2 separate regions of the Homo sapiens genome follow, and region 1 is linked to region 2. Evidence: chromatin loops called from intact Hi-C (ENCODE). Cell type or tissue: psoas muscle. All regions are shown on one strand. Each heading gives the region's core, and the rest is flanking DNA. Links, peaks and the distances in the headings are about the cores only. Region 1 overlaps CDH13 (cadherin 13). Region 2 overlaps CDH13 (cadherin 13).

Region 1 (2,812 bases), core at 238-2,737, 150 kb before region 2:
TTCTTTGCTTTCCGGGATCTCAATTCTTCCATCTGAGATTGATTTAATATACACAGCAGGCTCCAGGGCTAATTCCTGATCATTTCCTTTCTTCAGACCAACACTTGTATTTAAAATTATCACAAATGAAACACCAAGGATACTTCAGTTCCTAAGACTCAGCTAATCTAAGCATTTTAAATCCACCATGGAATTAAGGAAGGAGGTGGTGGTCTTTGCCATGTTTTTTCTGTAAATGATTAAATAGGGGTTCCTAGTGCCTTGCGTGCTTTAAAGCTGTTGTTCATAATGAGGGCTCTAGATAGGTATGAGTTCAAATCTACTAGTTTTAGGAAGAAAATGCATAGAATAACAATCAGTGAGGAAGGAGATATCTCCCTGGCAGCCATATCTAATAAATGCTGTGTAGTGAGAATAGATAAAGCAGACCTTTTTTTTTTTTTTTTTTTTTTTCTGGTCGTGATTCCAAAGGCCATTCCCAAAGAGAAGCTACAACAAGGTCTTAAGCAAAGTTTGCATCATCAATGAGTTTAAAACCTTCTATTCCAGGGAGACTACTTCAAAGGTCAACACTTATTTGTATAGAAAGTACATAGCAGCAACGTGGAAATGCCCCCACCATCCAAAACTCTGTAATAAAATTAGATTCAACATCATGAGTCAAAGCAGGTGGATGCAAAGTTATTTGAAAGAGAGGGAATATTTCTACACCAGCACAATTTGACTAATAAACTCAGGTTTTTCAAACTGGAACGTCCTTATCACAGAAAGAGAGGTACCAGAGCATGCATGAATATTCAAGACAAAAGAGATTTTTCTGGAGGGACAATTCTACCCAATAAAAGGAATTTGACCCATCATTTTGCGTTAAAATAATCACGGTTCTTGTAGTAGGCAGTGGCTGGCTCCCAGTGAACCCTGCCTCCTCATATGCATGTCCTTGTGTAATCCCCTCCACTGAGGGTGGGGTGGACTTACTGACTCGCTTCTAAAGCATAGAAGGCAACAAAAGTGTCAGGGCATCTCTTCTATGACTGTTATCAAAAACTGTGGCTTCTGTTTTCTTGGCCCTCTGGCTTTCTGGCTCTTCTCACCTATTTTCTCTGACGAATCAAGTTGTCCTGTTGTGAGCTTCCCTCTGGAGCTGTCCAAAAGGCAAGGAATTAAAGGGTTCTTCCATCCAATAGCCAGCAAGGAAGCAAAGCCCTCAGTCCAGCAGCCTGAAAAAGCAGAATCCTGCCAGCAATCCCATGAATGAGCTCAGGAGCCAACCCATGCCCAGTCAAGTCTTAGGATGACTGCTGCCTCAGTTGACACCTTGATTTTAGCCTTGATTATGGCCCAAAGACCCAGCTAAGCTGCACCCATATTCTTGCTGCACAGAAATTGTGGAATAATAAATATGGTTTTAAGCTGCTAAGTTTTGGGGTGATTTGTTGTATAACCATAGATTACTAATACAGATATATTATAGACGATGGTACAGAACTGTCACAAAAGACAAGGCCTATTGCATCTACCTGATGTTTCAGCTCAGGCCCACCCAGGGGCACAACTCTTGGAGGCACCATTCACAAAGACCACAGTGTGGAGTTAAGCAAAATTAAAGCCCGGTGACAATATTGATGCCAAATTCCAAGTCCCCAAAGGAACTGGGTTTAGTTTTCTATAGCATATTCACTATCTGACTCACATCAAGTCTCACCTTCTTGATCCTCAGTTCATCTTCTATAAAGCAGCTACAAGAATCTTAACTTTTGGGCACAGTGGCTCGTGCCTGTAATCCTAGCACTTTGGAAAGTGGAGGCGAGAGGATTGCTTGAGGCCAGGAGTTGGAGACCACTCTGGGTAACACAGTGAAATGCTATTGCTACAAAATAAACAAACAAACACACAAACAAACAAACAAACTCAGCCAGGTGTGGTAGTGTATGTCTGTAGTCCTAGCTACCTGGGAGGCTGAGGCAGAAGGATCATTTGAACTCAGAAGTTCAAGGCTGCAGGAAACTATGATTGCATCACGTCACTGCACTCCAACCTGATGTTCTGGGAAATGTAAATGAGATGTCTGTGAAAAGCATAGTATCTGGCACATAGCAGGAAGTGACTGTTAGCTTGATGACTCTGAATGTCTAGCTTCCACCAGAATTTCCAGGGCTTTGGTTCTGTGCAAAATGCTGGGACACCTTGTTCTCTGTCTTCACCCCAGGTTGAAGTGGAAGCTCCCATCTCTTTCTGGTGGGAGAAGAGAGGGATGAAGCCACCTCAAATCAGTTCTGCTTTTCCAAGGTGGTTCCCCCATTAAGTACTAAGTGTTCAATCTGGAGAGAAAACCGAACCCACAGTCAACCCATGTGGGCGCAATGAAAACAAAAAACAGAACATGCGTTTAACTTCCTCATTCAGTTAAAACCAGCACTTCCTAAAACAAATAGTGACAGCACTGAGATTCTTATTTGAAAAGAAGGTTCATATTTGCAGGTTGTCTGCACATTATAATACTTGCCGGTATGTCCAGCTGCTCCCTTTGTGTCCCATTTACTACAGTCATAACTACAGATTCAGAGACTCCCACTAAGCATGGCTGATTATTAAAAATAATAAAGCACTCCAGCTAATTGACCACCAACTCTGCACTGGGTTTTTTTGCATGCAGGCCTTGATAGTCTCACAAAAGCATATGGCATAGATAGTGCCTTTTCTTTTCTTTTCTCTTTTCTCTCCTTCTTTCCTTCCTTCCTTCTTTTTCTTCCCTCTCCTCCCTCCCTCCCTCCCTTAATCCCTTCCTTCCTTCCTTCATCCCTTCCTTCCT
Region 2 (2,812 bases), core at 91-2,590:
TCACGAGGTCAGGAGTTCAAGACCAGCCTGGCCAAGACAGTGAAACCCCGTCTCTACTAAAAATAAAAAAGTTAGCCAGGCCTGGTGGCGGGCACCTGTAATCCCAGCTACTTGGGAGGCTGAGGCACAGAATTGCTTAAACCCTGGAGGTGGAGGTTGCAGTGAGCCGACATCGCGCCACCGCACTCCGGCTTGGGTGACAAAGCAAGACTCCGTCTCAAAGAAAAAAAGTAGGTGACAGAGCTGCAGATTCAGCTTTATCCTGAAGTTACAAAGGTGCTGAATATTAGAGCAGTGTTCCCGGAGGCCTTGGCAAGTCTAAGTAGAGTAAGTTATTGTGACGTTCTGGTTATGTCTATACCGTGAGGGAGCAACACTCATGGAATGATGATGCTCAGCTGTCACTGTTCTCCAAGGACAGCCATGCTCTTGGTAGAACACTACGTAGAGCAGGGGTTCCCAACCTCCAGGCCACAGGCCAGTACCAGTCCATGGCCTGTTAGAAATCAGGCCACACAGCAGGAGGTGAGTGGCCCGTGAGCAAGCAAAAGCTTCATCTGTATTTATAATGGCCCCCCAGCACTCGCATTACCGCCTGGGCTCTGCCTCCTGTCAGATCAGCCGTGGCACTGGATTTTCATAGGAGTTGGAATCCTGTGTGAACTGTGTGCGTGCATGGGATCTAGGTCGCCTTCTCCTTATGAGAGTCTAATGCCTGATGATCTGTCAGTGTCTCCCATCACCCCCAGATGGGACCATCTAGTGGCAGAAAAACAAGCTCAGGGCTCCCAGTAATTCTAAATTATAGTGAGTTGTAGAATTATTTCATTATATATTACAATGTAACAATACAGAAATTAAATGCATAATAAATGTAATGTGCTTGAATCATCCCAAAACCATCCCCCCAATTCTAGTCCGTGGAAAAATTGTCTTCCACGAAACCGGTCCCTGGTACCAAAATGGTTGAGGACTGCTGACAGAGAGGGTATGCAGGCCTCTATATGATCCCAGGGTTTCAGAGTCCCTTGGCTGCTGGTGCGTGATGACATTTTGTACCAACACACTGGTGTGCCAGGGCTCGTACTGACTCAGAGCTGCAGCGTGTCACTTCTCTGCATGACTCTTACACCTGAAGCAATGATCTGGGTGCTATGTCTCTCTGGGTGCCTGTCCAAAAGTACTGCCAGTAATGTGCTCAGGGAGGGGCTGCAGTCCCCTTGGTCATGCTGTTCCAAAGCACACATCAATGGAATTCAATCACAGGGAAGGAGAAAAGGCCAGTCCCTCCCTTTCCAAATAGTCCATCACTGAGAAATAAACTGCATCAATTTGATCAAACCTCAACATTTGTGAAAGCAGAGGTCCCAAACTCAAAAAGCCCTAGGGGCAAGCAGGCAAAATTAGTGAGCACAGAAGGCTGGGTAGTAGAGAGTGGTGACGATTATGGCAAGCTACGGAGGCACGTCCTGCCTAAAGAGGGCAGTAGTGACTCAGCCCTGTCAAGTACGGCCATGTTGAAGTGTGGATCTAGGGTTGCCTGACCTGACTTTTTCAGAAATGCTAGAAACCTGGATTTCTTTTTTATTAATGTACAATTTGCAAAACATTTGAGCCAAACAAACTGCATCCATGGCTAAATTTAGCCTGTGGCTGCTACTTGGCAACCTCTGCCCAGAAGCCAGAGTTGCAGGTTTGGGATAGATGAGTTCCATTACCACCAAGCAGATGTCTCGAGGTTCAACTTGCTAAGCCAGAGGGTGACACATTCACCTCCACAGACCCTGGCTCAGTCAGCACTTCAAGTTAGAAATGTCCTTTCTTCTCCTCTCCTGCCTTCCCCCAAGCTGCCTCTCTCAGCAGAGAAAGATGACTTTCCACCCTAACTCTAGAATAAGGCCACTGCTGAGTGCCTACTGCAGGAGCAAGAGATCCTACAGCCCAGCCATTCATTGTCTGTGCAGCCTGTTCATACCTGAGGAGCCAGGCCTGGGATCCCAGGTGGCTGCAGAAGAAGCGGGCTGTGGGGAATTATATTGGCAGCATCCTTCAGGAGGGTCAGATTCTCACAGGTGCATGGGTACCTGGCTGACAGCTAAATAGAAACAATGCCAAAACCACTGGTCACTTGGTTTGATTCTGTCCAGCTGATTATTGTAATTGGATGACAGGGGGATATTTCCTTCTCCTTTTCAATGAGTGATGGAAAGTGAGTGGACCTAGCTCAGGAGTCACCCTTCTGGGTGGTTATGTAAGGGGGAAGGTTATCTCCTTCCACAGGCAGAACTGTTCCTGCCTTTTGGCTACCTAAAGAATGAAATCAAGTCCAACCAAAGTCAAATGCCAGGAAATTTCAGAACTTCCTCACATTGCGTATTGCACCGTCTACAAACATCTTTGAAATTTTCCCTGCTCCAATACTCAGAGGGGATACAGAGTCAAAGAATGAATTAGAACAGAACCAACTACAATAGGGGAAAAGAAAGAAAGCAAGAAGAAAGCTAGCGAGAAAGCAAGAGAGCAAAAGAAGGAAAGCAAGAAAGAGAGAGACACAGAAATAAATACAGTGAAAAATGGCAGGATTTCTCATTTGGGGGTGATTGTGGCAATTAATGTGGAATAAGGAGAATAGTTTTGTTTTGATGGAGTTGCTGCATTGAAGTTCTTTAAAATGAGCTGTAGATTCAGAATTTTGTAATGCTGTGGATGGAGCCCTCTTCTGGAGAAATTTTTCAACAGGTATTACAAGATCAAAATGCAGAGATGTACACACTCACTCAGACGCGCACACAGAAACACTGTTGGCTACGTA

The links. Hi-C counts contacts between places; a loop is a spot of excess contacts. Peaks named below come from ENCODE experiments on the same cell type or tissue, not always from the same donor. Only the 100,000 strongest peaks of a DNase experiment are listed, where the experiment ranks them.
Region 1: it touches region 2 in a loop (2.4-fold over the local background); 5 of 110 quality-filtered maps call a loop at or near these places.

Annotation. Positions count from the first base shown.
Region 1 is chr16:82,776,212-82,779,023 of GRCh38, reverse strand. All of the region lies in intron 1 of CDH13 (cadherin 13), which reads right to left. The region is part of intron 1 of LOC101928446 (a long non-coding RNA gene); the gene reads right to left. Among named protein-coding and RNA genes, the nearest start is that of MIR8058, 89 kb to the right of the region's middle. In psoas muscle, for the core only: no CTCF peak of the experiment used is centred there; no DNase peak of the experiment used is centred there.
Region 2 is chr16:82,630,805-82,633,616 of GRCh38, reverse strand. All of the region lies in intron 1 of CDH13 (cadherin 13), which reads right to left. Among named protein-coding and RNA genes, the nearest start is that of CDH13, 5.2 kb to the right of the region's middle. In psoas muscle, for the core only: a CTCF peak has its summit at 1,491 (motif pointing right); DNase peaks (open chromatin) are centred at 1,096 and 1,456; H3K27ac peaks cover 2,500 bases.